Regions from separate parts of the Homo sapiens genome. Here region 2 is linked to region 1. The links are chromatin contacts, found by Hi-C or POLR2A ChIA-PET in ENCODE. All regions are on one chromosome and are shown on one strand. Each heading gives the region's core, a stretch centred on a gene start or an enhancer-like site at or near the end of the contact. The rest is flanking DNA. Distances are from core to core; before and after follow the strand shown. Region 1 overlaps ITPR1 (inositol 1,4,5-trisphosphate receptor type 1). Region 2 overlaps ITPR1 (inositol 1,4,5-trisphosphate receptor type 1).

Region 1 (6,581 bases), core at 952-3,451:
TCATCTGTTCTTAAAAAGAAGCAAAAATTAATTATGTATGTTCTTTTCCTCAGTTACCAAAGCGACATGCTTACTGTAAAAAAAATGGGCAATAGGAAAAGATTAAATGGACATGATCTTTGACCCAGTAATTTCCACTTCTATGAAGTATTCACTTCTACTCACAAAGTATGTATTGGATGTCCACTATAGTACTGCTTGTGACAGTGAAGAACTGGAAACAACCTAATTGCGCACCAATTGAGGAGTAAATAAATTACAGTATATCTACATCATTTAATATTATAAATTAGAAACACCGAGTAGATCCCTATGTGCCAATATGGAAAGATCTCTATGACACACTGTCAAGTTTTTTCAAAAAGGCATATAGATTAATATGTAACAAATGTTCCCGTTCCAATATATAGAAAAAGGACTTGAGGATACAGTGTAAATCAACAACCAATTCTCTATGGATGAAAGAGAGGCAACTCTTGTAACTAAATACTTATTTTCATTTGGTCTTTATAAAAAGAACATATCCACACATTCCTTGTATAATTAAAACATTTGTAAATGCACAGGTTAAGAGCTGGTAACCAAGTTCAGTGCTTGACTCATCACCAAACTAACCACCTCCTTTCTCCCCACTACAACTTAACCCAAATCCCTTTTGCTCCATAACAAGTTCAGGTCCAGGTGGGAGGTGGAGGGAGAACAGATGATTTGGGACTGTGTGGGCTCGATTGTTTCTCTAAGGGAAACCAGAGGAGGATTTCACAGCCATTTCTGCCTTGCTCCAGCTCCTCAGGGAAGATACTACCTGTTTGAGGGGTTGGCTCAGCCCTGCTCTGTGCAGGGGCGCTGGAGGAGTGTTTGGGACAACTCTGGAGAGGTCCTGGCTGTCCATGGCTGAAATTCACAGCAAGGCTCTCCTGGCCCATCTGTCTGTCAAACTTCTGTTACTGCTCCCAGTGAATTTAAAAAGGCATATAGATTAATATGTAACAAATGTTCCCATTCGAATATATAGAAAAAGGACTTGAAGATACAGTCTAAACCAACAACCAAGTCTCTATGGATGAAAGAGAGGCAACTCTTATAACATCTGAGAGGCAACTCTTATAACACCTGTCTCTCAAACTTCTGTTACCACTCCCAATGAATTCATTTCATTTAATTGAGATTATTTCAACCAGTGTTTACAACACACTTCAAGCACTCCTCATTCTCTGCCTGGCCTCCAGGCTCCCACCAGGCAATGCCCTCTGCCTGTTGCTCTCGAGGCCTCCACCCTGAATGACTCCTCTTCCTTCAGGATGTGGTCTAAAGTCACTTCTAGGAAGCTCCTCCGACCCCTGAGCCCTACTCCAGTGAGATGGGAGCATCGCAAGTCGCCTCTTCCAGCCTTCCTCACTCCTGTGATGTGCGTACAGAGGGACCGATCAACTCACCAAGGACCACGTTGACAGCGCTGGGTGCCCAGCAGCTGGCACAGGGACTGGCACCTACCAGCTGCATTGTAAACACTGGATGAAATAATCTGAACTAAATGAAATGAATGGAGGGAAGAGGACTGGGAAGTCCTCAAGGCTAGCTGGGCCCACGTGTTTCAAACTCCCCATGAAGACAATGGCTGCCCATTCCTGAAAGCCTCTCCCATCTCTCATGGCTTTCAGAGTGTCTGGACAGAATCTGTCCCAGACTCAGATCCATTTCCTCTGGCCCTCTCCATAAACAGAGGCACACCACTCACTACGAGGCACAGGGAACTCCTTCTTAGAGAAGAGAACTCCCCTTCAGCATGTACCACCCTGCCTTGTCCAAGCTAGAGAAATCCTGCCCTTTTTGCAGTCTTCCTTGAAGAGCCTGGGACCAAGTTGAGATGGGTGGGTTAAGGAAATGGAAGACTTCAAGTCTGTGCTTAGACAGACTTTGGTGGAAAGAGATCAGGACCTGCATTCATTACCCCAGGGGAAAAGCAAAGCCAGCTTCTCAGGGGAGGGTCCCCAAACACATGCCAACTGGCTGAAGAGAGGTTTTTCCCATCACATTTCTGACCACTGTAAACAAGGCTTGCTTAAGGCAGCAACTGCCTGTTTGGCAAAGTGAGACTTGGTGACTTTATCTCTTCTGAACATTTACCAACAGGAAAGTTAAGGTTATAAATATGACAAGCAACTCCGGGCACGAGCCCAAAGGGTGCTGCTGCAAAAGGCCAGATTCCTTCTCCCTCTGTGCTGACTCTGAGCTGCTTTACACCAGGAAGCTGAACACTCTCTCCTTATGAGAATGCCTTCTCCTTCCCTCCGATCCAAGAGGAATCCCTGACCCAGTGACCCACCCCCTGTTCTGGGATATTGCCACAGAATGGCACTCAGAGTGGCTGAGTCCTGCTTAAAACTATTCTTTGGAGAAGTGGATTTCTACACACCATAATTTTATTGGAGGCAAGTCACCACCTGAGAGAATCTGATTTTGCAGGAGTTTTTAAGGATGATTCCAACCTCCATCCTTGTGAACCACTGGTCCAGATCACGGGCTTCTAACTGGGCCCTGCAGAACCCTGGGGGCTCCCTACAATTCCTCCCTACCATCCCAGGGGTCTCGTAGGTGAGGGAGCACTCTAGTTTCCACTCCGAACAGAGCAGCTTTGCTCTCCTCTGCTGTACTTAGTATATTTCAACAAAGGATCCCGTGCGCTCCCCCAAGCCAAAAAGTTTTAAAGCACTGAACTGGATAATCTTTATGATACCTTCAAACATTATGTTGCTAGGTCTTTTTTTTTTAAGTTAAAATATGTTAAAATATACTATACACCCCAACACCCCACAGCACTGTTTCCAACAGAGCAATGCACTGAGGAACGAGTTTTGGAAGGACTTCATTAAAAGGTGCTTCTGTCCATGGGGTTCCCAGGGCATTGATTCAACGGAGAATTCTGCAGAAAGCTAAGGTATAAAACTAAAAATCTGAAGACTTCCAAACAAGAAATGATGAACCTGTGCAATTAAAGCCTTACTCCGCTTTCACAGTGGAAGGAAGTGGGTGTGTGGGCGAGGGAGGGAAGGTCAGGGAGAGAGGGAAGGCGGAGCAGGCCCATACCACCAGAGCTAAGCTCGGGAACAAGCACATTGGCACTGCACCTCTGACACTCATGGAGGGATTCTACTCCAGGCAGTCTTGAGTTTCATAAGCTCAGAACTCAGCAGATGCCACCTCCTCTGAGAGGCCTTCCTGGACCTGCAATGGGTTGGTTCCTCTCTTCTAAGGAGTGGCTGCTTCCATTCAGTTCAAGTGGCTGCTACCCTAGACTCAGCTCTGTGAAGGAAGGGGTGAGGTCCTGTCACCATGGGTGCTGGGCACAGAGCAGGGATTCACTGATATTGATTAAATGACACACACATGCCTGGGCATCATCTCAACCTACTTCCCCTGTGGACTCCAAGGCTGGCAGAGACCAGTGACACCTGCATAGGGGAATAGTACAGGGGCACTGATCACCATGCTCTGCTCAGAAACAGTCCCCAGCATCAGGATTCCCCCACTCCCAGCCACAGAGATGCCAAGCTCAGCCGCTCAGCATCTAGTCCTCTGTGGGTCACTCACTCCCCCTTTGCCTGAATCCCGTGACTAGTGGTAGGGTTATGGAAGGTGGAGGGTGGACAATGTCAGGGAAACAGTGGCCTTCAGATAGAGGTTATCAGCCAGTGAGATGGTAACCAGGCCCTGAGCATTTGAGGCATAAGTGCTTTGCTCCACCCAACTGGACTACACAGTCCTGGCAAGAAAATCTAGGGCTGAGGTGTTCTAACGCCCCAAAGAGGAAAGTCTGAGCAACTGACAAGAAAACTAAGGAAACCGATGGCTGAGATCCCACACTCAGATGGCGACAGGGATCAAGCAGGGAGCACCACAGGCTGAAATGGGCCAGGCACCAAAGAAAAGAAAGAACCCACCTCATCTGGAGGGGCCCCCACTAGCATGCAAGCCACATGGTACTGTGGGTCCAGCCTGGCCGACAGTGGGGTTTGTGTGAAATTCCTTCACTTTCCAACATGAGTCAGATCTGGCCAGGTGAGGACCTCAGATCTCAGATGCTTTTTCAAAGTTGAGGTTCTTCAATCTGATTGAAAATTCAAACAACTATAGAAGGTATTAACGTTGCAGGCTTCTCTCAGTTCCATTTCACTGTTTGCCTTACTAATTAACAATATAATTTCTTAGCTAATCCAGGCATAGACTCTGTGGCAAGTTTTAAGTGAGAGCAATTCACTGCGGCAGTACCAACTGTCTAGCCACAATCGAGGTGTGACAGGCATCAAGTCACCTGGGGGATAAGGTCAGCCAGGTAAATATTTAAAGGCTGTGCCTTCCCTGGCCAGATCTGGACTAGCATTATTTCCTTTCCATACCCTCATAACCCAAGTACACAGAACTACCACGGCTGACTGGAGTGTCTTAGGAGGAAACATTCCACCACAAAGGAGATAGAGGTTCAGATGCCCTTTCCTTGTTCATCCTCACACCATTCAGGCAAAAAGGGGGTGGTTTCCCTAGGTCCAGGAGTTGGCAACAAACCCAGGCAAAAGCCAGGGACCCAGTGCTCCAGCACACTTCTCCTGGGCAGTGAGGGCCCTCCGCAGATCCAGACCCATTCGGAAGAAAGAAGCGGATCTCTACGATCCATCCTCGGCCCTTCCTAAACAGCTCCTGCTGCTGGGAAACTTTGCAAGGGACATCATGTGCCCTCTGTCTCTCAGCATTTGGTTAACAACATGAGCTCTAGTGTAAGACTACCTGGGTTCAAGTCCTACTTCTGCACTCCCTGTGTCCTCTGCACCTCAGTTTCCTCATCTATATAATATAATCATATAAGCAACACTTAGGATCCAGGATATCATAAGTGCCTAACAAACCTTGCCCATTGTTATCAGACAAAAACAACAAAATGAACAAAGGATTTCTGGAATAATCAGTTCAGCAAATATTTTTGAGCACCTCTTTCTGTAAATCACTGAAAGGCAGCCATTTCCTTCATTCAACCAACAAATATTTATTCAGAACTTTCTATGTATCCAATTTTAGAAATCTAATATATTTAATTATCTAGCCATCCATCCATCCCATTTTTACCTGAGTGCCTAGATGTCTAACAGTGACAGGCTACAAGACACACACATCAATAGGCACATACAGACACTTAACAAATATATATGGGGCAGGCACCTATGTTGGTGCACAAGATGTGGTCTCTGGAGACAGCAGGGAAGACAGACAAGGGCATTACTTGCCCAGGCTTTTGCATCACAGAACTTTGCTGATCTGGCCAGGCTCGGTGGCTCGGTGGCTCATGCCTGTAATCCTAGAACTTTGGGAGGCCAAGGTGGGGGGATCACTTGAGGTCAGGAGTTCGAGACCAGCCTGGCCAACATGATGAAAACCCATCTCTACTAAAAATACAAAAATTAGCCAGGCACTCCTCTAATTCTAGCTACTTGGGAAGCTGAGGAAGGAGAATCGCTTGAACCCAAGAGCTGGAGGTTGGAGTAAGCCAAGATCACGCCACTGTACTCCAGCCTGGGTGACAGAGCGAGACTCCATCTCAAAAAAAAAGAAAAAAGAAAAAAGAAAAAGGAAAAAAAAGAACCTTGCTGGATCCTTGGCTCAAGCAATCTGGCCCAAGTGAGAGGTGCTGAACCATCAGAGGAAGGCAGGCCTTGGCAGCCTTTCCCGAGCTCCCTCCACGCCCCCACCCCCAGGCCCTCACCTGCAGGTCTCGGTTGTGGTTTTCACACAGGAGCTGAAGGAAGCGGAGGATGGGCTGCATGATGGTGATGACCGCGCTCATCTCCAGGTCGTCCTTGGCCTTGTCGGCAGTGGCCTGGGTGCCCTCTCCAGGCTGGTAGTGGTCGTCGGGATCAGCCTCCCTCCTGAAAGTGGTGAAGGCTTTCCTGGTGGCAGCGGAGGCCTCCAGGAGCTGATCCCGGACCTCTTCTGTTATCTGTGTTGTGGGCTCTTTAGCTAGAAAGCAAGCATAAGGCATGAAAGGCTGCAGAGTCCTCATGGGCCCTATTCACCACTCCAAAGGTGACACTCAGAAACCTACATTCCTTTATCTCCTAGAGACGTTCAAAGTTGGCAAAACACTCAAAGAAGTCACAATCTGCTCTCAGTCCTCAGACAGGATTAAAACCGAGCCAGGCCCTGCCACCTTACTTGTGGATCTACCATTTCACCTACGTGTACAGTGTGTTTCAGAGGAAAAGCCTCAGCACAGGTTCTGTCAGCCTCACACATCTAAGGTTCTGGGCCTCAGCTTCCTGATCTTTAAAATGGGAGAGCATCCGTGAATAACATCTCAAGAAAGTTCTTAAGAAGCTCAACATAATGCTAATCACAATTATTGTTGTCGTAATGCCTGACCCTTCTGTAACTATCAAAGCACTGTGATGAAGAACTTTGTGTGTGTTATTTTATCTCATCCTCAGAATAACCCTGTGAGGTAGTTATGGCATTACAGTTAGCAGTACTGACTCTGCGGCCAGACACGCTGGGTTCGAATGCTGGCTCCACTGCCTCCTAGCTGCATGTCCGTA
Region 2 (6,650 bases), core at 45-2,544, 36 kb before region 1:
TTCCTCATCTGTAAAATAAGTGGACTGAGACAGCTGATCTCTGAGTCCCTTCCAATTTAGAATTTTTCATCTGAGGTCATTTTCCGGTCGATTGGCTTTTCTGCCTCCTTGACACCAATCTGTGTTCTGAGACTAGTTCTGTGAAGGGCATTGGGTAGAGTAGGATACTTAAAGGGAAGCAAGGAAGAGGGATTTTAGTCAATACAATATGACAGAAGGCAAAGTGTTGCTGTTAATGTTGGTTAAATGTTTTCCAGCAGCTCAATATAAAGTGGCAAGTAAGCGCAACTTCAGACAACAAACAAATGGCACTTGTTTTCTGTGGTTAAGGACCGCAGAGATTACACAGGCTCCAAATCATAGAAATGACAAGCGATTTTTTCCTTTTCACTCATCTATAGTTTCTGATTTTAAAACAATCAATAAGTATTATTTATATAAAAGAAAAGCTTTCTTCTAATTGGAAAATTATACATGTTCAATGGAGAAAACTTGGAAAACAAAAAAAAGCACAAAGGAAAAAAAGTCACTAATAATTCACCATCTAGAGACATTCGCTCAATAGCTTAATTCCTTCTGGCCTTAAAAAATGCAATTTATAGATATATATTGTTTACAAAAATATTAGACCATAATACTGGCACATAACCAGCCTTTCACCAAGCCATCAGGAACATTTTCCTGTCAAAAATGATCACCTGGTATTTCACTATATGGGAAAAACATGATTAACATAACCAATATGTTTTTTAAAAACAGTCAAGATGTTTCCAATTATATGTCATAACAAATAATGCTGTGAGGAACACTTCTATACATGCCTCCATACGTGCTCGTCTAGTTATTCCTTTTCGGCGAATTTTTGGAAATGGAGTATTTGAGTCAAATGGTATAAGAGAAACATTTTGCCTGCTGCTTTCAGAAAGGCAGGATCAGTTTACATTCACCACTAGTAAAGAATCATGCCCATTTTACCCCACTCTCACTAGTACTGGGCACCATCAGGCTTTTTAACCTTTACTAATGTCACAGGTAAAACACAGGATTGCGCTGTTTTAATTAGCATGTCTTTGTTTAGCACCAAGGATGAACATTTTTCCATGTTTACTGACCATCTGGATTTCTGCTTTTGTTAACTGCCTGCTTATGAACTTTGCACATTTTCATCTCCAGGTGTTAATATTTTTCTAAGGACACAGCTTTAATGCAGGCTCACGACCAGGTCCGGCCAGTCTTTGTGGGGGAGGGGGGGCAGCAGTTTAATTAGGCCACCAGATCACCCTCCCTACCTTCCGGCCTGCTGGCATGGAGGGAGCTCTCCCAACTCTGGAACACATGGGTGTTCCCTGCTCAGGTCTCTCTCCTTTTACAGGCAGCCCGATTTCTTTTGGTTGCAGGCTTTCCTTATTAGTAGAATAATTTGAAGTGTCAGTGTTTTCTGGTTCTTACCAGACACATTGAGTACTGCTTTGATACCAAAAGGAGCACATCACTTGAAGACACAAACAAGTCAAGGTCCACACAGCTTAGAAAATCCCCCCGCAAAGCACAGGAGAGGCAGCCAACCATAATCTGGTTTGATCCTATTGCGTTTCCTAAAAGTGAACTGAGGTAGCATGATCAGAAGCTGAGAGTTACTCTTATCTTTCTGTGATAGGTTGGAGACTTGAAAGCACAGATGCAAACTGGAACGTGAAATGCCAGTTTCACTGATGCAAGGACTTTTTCACATGCTTGAATAAAAGGCAGTGTCAACTTGGGAATCAACAGAGTTGTGAGGCTCTCCTGCCTCCACCAGTTACTGACAGTGTGACTCTGAGCAAGTTACCTAACCTCACCAAGCCTCAGTTTCCTCAGGTGTAATTGGAAGATACCATCTACCTCAAAGGTGGTAGTGAGAGTGTGTAGAGAAGAGTGCAGGGTGACCACTCACAAAACGGCTGTCCCTGTAATGTGCTCCTGACTGTGAGGCCTATGAGGGTAGGGACTGTGTTCCTCTCACCATTATGTGCCCTGCGTCAGGCACTGGCACTGGCCTGCATTGCAAGTGATGAAGAGAAGAGGACTCAAATGAACAGAAAAGAAGCCAAGCCAACTGGAGGCAGATTGGAGGAAAGGTCGAAGTGTCTACTGGGGCAAGGTGGCGTTGACCAAAGGGGCATCTCCTGTCTCTTGGGAGAGAGCCCTTGGCAGGGATGAGAGAGACCACCAACTGAACTCTGCCGCCCTCCCAAGGGAGGACAGGAATTTGTTGTCCAGGGACATGATGGCATGAGACAAAAAGTTCCAGAAACAGACGTAAGTCTCTAAAGGTTTCTGATACAAAGTGACCAAAATAGGCGACATAATGGGAATCACAAGGATATCCTGAGACCTCTTTGCCTAAAACCTCAAAATATAGCCAGACCTATTTTAAGATGAGGGAAAAGAATCCATTCCCTTTAGCCTGCCAAAATCCACCCCTAATGGTATGAGCTAATCCTAGTGATCTGAACGGTGAATTCCTTATGGTGTTTTGGACGGGGGAAGGAATATAGAATGACAAAGACAATAAAATAGCTGGCAATCATTCGGCAGTGCTATTCTAAGACCCTGACCTGAACAGCTGCATGTAATCCCTGTGACGGCCCTGTGAGGGAGATACACTGTTCTCATTTTGTAGATGAGGAAACTGTGGCACAAGGCAGTCAAGTACGTTAAGCGAAGGGAGCATCTCACACAGTTGCATTTTGTACTTTCAAATCTCTAACCTATTGCAGAAAGATAAGAGTAACTCCCAGCTTCTGATGCTGAACTGCTCCTCAGTTCACTTTAAGAAAACGCAATAGGATCAAACTAGATCGTGGCTGGATGCCTCTCATACGCGCTTCGGGGGGGTTTTCTAAGCATCTCCCTGAAGAGCTTCCCTTGCTCTGCCTTTTGTAAGCCCCCCTCTCTTTGTAAGCCCCCCTCTCTTTGTAAGTCCCCCCTCTCTTTGTAAGCCCCCCTCTCTTTGTAAGCCCCCCTCTCTTTGTAAGCCCCCCTCTCTTTGTAAGTCCCCCTCTTTGTAAGCCAACCCTTAGGCCTTGATCATTTTTGTCCTCACAAATATTTTAATATTCCTAGGCTGTTTATGGTGTTGCTTGCAGATAGGTCAGTTTTATGCTTCCTGTCATTTTATGTAGGCACAAGAAAATGGTTTCTTATCTACAACGCCACAGGTCTAGATTCCCTCCAACTACAGGAAAGTAAGTAGTTCCTTGATTTGTCATTTAAAAACCTGCTCAGGAGGAAGGTGATGGAACCAGCTTGTCTTACAGACTGTCAAGACATTAAGCACTTGGCTCATATCGGAGGAAAATGAGCTACTGAAAGGGTCTCCTAGACCAATAAATCTACTGAGCTCATGATCATGAATCCCGGGGCTTCAAAACTAGCTCCTACTCTTATGGTCGCTACACGTGTTCACAAGAAATGGACTCCCTGAGAGCTGTTGGATGACAGCCTCAAAAACACTCCTCTTGGTGTAAGTGCGGCTGAGTCTAAGAAGTAAAGAAAAACAAAGGTGCATGGAAAGGAAACATCTCCTGAACCTACTACAGGCATGTTCCATTACTGAGAAGTAACAGATCGGGAGTGCCCAGTACACAGTGCGGTTGTGTGACTCTTGAATTCCTGGGCTGACCCAATTCCTGTGGAGCTTTCCTCTCAGATCCCCCAAAGGCTGCCAACTGTGGAGCTTCAATCTTGGTGGACCAGGCACACCAATCACCATTAAAAGGAAGGGTCTGTGATGAGAGAGAGGACATAGGACACTCTCCTAGTTTCCCCACACATAAAATATTTCCACACCAGGTACTCACCAGCAGACTGTAGAAGAATTCATGGACAAAGAGCCCCATGGCACAGATCACCAGATACAACAAATGATAGAGGAACTCAACATCCAGAACCATGGCTCGGTAGCCTCTTGTGAATGTCCCACAGTTGCCCACAAAGCTCATTAGAAAGATGATTTTATTGCATACCTGAGAACAATGACAGGAACAGTCAGATGGCACGGACTGTGCCAAACTCTTCATGAGAGCAACGAGAGCATCTCACACAAATGTATTTCAGTCACCGTGCCCAAACAAACGCTTCCTTTTCCACCCGGTGCCCACCAAACCCGCCAAGACCCATTTGCAGATCTAAGTCATTTCATTACTTTGCTTTTCAGGCATATTACAAATTACATGGTAGTCAAATAACTTCATGCGCAACAGTAATCAAGTAGCATTTCTCTATGGCAAAAACAAAATTAACACATACTGAGATTATGATTTTCAAAATGAGATATGAATCATTTCTAACATTCTTGTATGAGTTAGTCAAACACAGAAGTCACCTCAATCCACGAACCCTGTGATCAGCATGATCAAAAGCATTTTCTGAATTTGTTACATTCTAGGCACTGTAAGGTGGCAATTTAATGAGCAGTGATCAGTTCTTGCCTTTCAATGCTCCTAAGTTCACAGGGAAAACAACAATTTTCTTGGGGGAAAAAAAATATAAGGGACTTCAGGATGAGTTCTATTCCCCTGCCCTCTCTTCTGGGAATAACTTCTAATTTTCCTTTGGGGACCATTCCTCTCTGAGTAGCAGTCTTTGAGGTCTGGGTGGGGCTCCAACCTGGCCATCACAATATTGTATTCCCCTGGGTACAATGACTGGTTTAGAGATAGACACAGGACCAAATGGAGCCAATGATGTCCACTGAGCTCTTTCTTGGGATTGCAGCCAAAGATAATTTTGTTCTTTCCCACTGACCTTGAACCTGAGCAGCTGTGAACTCTGGAGCTGCCACATTACCAACACTGAAGGCACCACCAGCACTGGGGACACAGAGCCAAAAGATGGCAAGGAGGAACTGGGCCCTGAGGACACTGTGTGAGCCCCTGTATCAGCTGTGCCTGAAGCGAGGCTGTTGGTTTCTTGGTCAAAATGAACCAATACATATTCTCCTTTGCTGAGGCTAGCATGGATTAGGTTTTCTGACATCTGCAACTGAAGGAGTCCTAACTGAACTACTGTGCAATATAGTCTCACCTTTGATAGAAACCCCAATGCCTGGAAGTCCATCTCTAGCAATATGTTGACAGAAAAACTTGGCTCAGGAGGAGGCCAGAGAGGGACCTCTCTGGATGCACTTGGTAAAACCATCTTCTGCTACTCTAGCTCCCTTGGCCACAGGTGCGGGGGAAATACTGCCAGTTAATCTGGTAGGTCGGTGTAAGTGAGCTTCTCGGCAATCAGATAAGCGAGGAAGCCGACACCCACAGATCGCTGCTGGCTTTCTCAGACAGGCTAAGCATTCAATCTGCCAATTTTTTCCAAAATTCTCACCTTTGCTAGTGGAGGGGATTTCAGAGGGTGGGAAAGTATCACTGATTCTGGATGATCCATGATGATGTGGTTTCAGGGAGAGGCAGATGGTGCCCTGGGTGACATCACACATTACAGCACCTCAAACACACCCCAGATCCTGCCAACTTAACAACAGGGTGATCCACTTCACCTGAGTCCATTCTCCCCTCTAACTTCTGCCCTAGTTTTCTCCATTGCTTCCCCAGGAAATAGCTGCTATTTGTGGTCTCAGCCTGCGGCTGGACTCTGCTTGTTAGTCTTAGATCTGGCTTCCATCCCCACCTCTCAACAGAGACAGCTCATGTGAAGTCTCCAAGGATTCTGCGCACCCAGCAGTCTTCCCGTCTGCTCTTAGCATCTTTCCCAGCTCCCTGCGGCGTGACAAGTCTCCCAGCGCACCCTGCTCACCACTCTCCCAGCTGGGCTTTAGGACCCCACCTTCTCCTCCTCCAGCTCTCAGAACTCCAATATTCTCTCTCTGTCTCCGTCCACAGGTACTTTCCCTCTCCCATACATTCCATGTGGGTGTTTCTCTCTTTTAAAATTCACTCTAGGCGGGGCATGGTGGCTCACGCCTATAATCCCAGCACTTTGGGAGGCCGAGGCGGGTGGATTGCCTGAGCTCAGGAGTTCGCGACCAGCCTGGGCAACACGGTGAAACCTCGTCTCTACTAAAATACAAAAAATTAGCCAGGCATGGCGGCACACACCTGTAGTCCCAGCTACCTGGGAGGCTGAGGGAGGAGAATTGCTTGAACCCAGGAGGCGGAGGTTGCAGTGAGCCGAGATTGTACCACTGTACTCCAGCCTGGGTGACAGATCGAGACTCTGTCTCAAAAAAAATGTAAAATAAAATTTACTCTAAATAATTATTTATTATAGCTGTTTGCCCCCTACCAGCTTATGTTGTTGTAAATGGTAATTAATTATCTCAGTTGAGTCTTTCCCCCAACTGATTTGTGTTAAAGAAGTGATAACTGTGGAATGATTATCAGAGAAGGCCAGAGAAGAAAAGAACTAGACAGCCCATAGAAGACAGCCTCTGAAATACTGAACATTTTTTCTACCTAGTTGTTTATGTAATTCTTTTGTATTTCTTTCTTAAATGGTTTCCTCTCACTGCAGGCAATCCCTACATTCCCCTCCCCACACTGATCTCTCTCTGTAGTTCTGGTCATGTATTTCCAAATGCCGCAGCTCACGTTAACAGCGTGTCTTTCCACCTGAAGCCCAGTAGGTCAACGATGTAAATGCATTTTCACCCT

What was found. Hi-C counts contacts between places; a loop is a spot of excess contacts on that map. ChIA-PET counts read pairs that join two places held with the same protein, here RNA polymerase II (POLR2A). Pooled maps may share reads with other maps.
Region 2: a map of gastrocnemius medialis shows a loop between it and region 1 (2.7-fold over the local background). The contact joins two enhancer-like sites. A Hi-C loop is called at or near these places in 4 of 168 maps with a recorded cell type or tissue (CD8-positive, alpha-beta T cell, aorta, gastrocnemius medialis and 1 more), 1 of 37 single-sample maps with no recorded cell type and 11 of 50 pooled maps. POLR2A ChIA-PET finds 5 or more read pairs at or near these places in 5 of 52 experiments (K562, activated CD4-positive, alpha-beta memory T cell, activated CD8-positive, alpha-beta memory T cell and 1 more).

The regions. Positions count from the first base shown.
Region 1 is chr3:4,767,936-4,774,516 of GRCh38, reverse strand. It overlaps ITPR1 (inositol 1,4,5-trisphosphate receptor type 1), which reads right to left. Exons shown (of 62, transcript NM_001378452.1): 46 at 5,753-6,006. Among named protein-coding and RNA genes, the nearest start is that of EGOT, 20 kb to the right of the region's middle. Within about 2 kb of position 2,201, at least 22 of the 41 ENCODE cell types and tissues checked have a DNase peak (open chromatin) inside an H3K27ac peak, as active enhancers do; they include gastrocnemius medialis, where a contact is called at or near this core.
Region 2 is chr3:4,803,460-4,810,109 of GRCh38, reverse strand. It overlaps ITPR1 (inositol 1,4,5-trisphosphate receptor type 1), which reads right to left. Exons shown (of 62, transcript NM_001378452.1): 55 at 3,843-4,007. Among named protein-coding and RNA genes, the nearest start is that of EGOT, 55 kb to the right of the region's middle. Within about 2 kb of position 1,294, at least 2 of the 41 ENCODE cell types and tissues checked have a DNase peak (open chromatin) inside an H3K27ac peak, as active enhancers do; they include gastrocnemius medialis, where a contact is called at or near this core.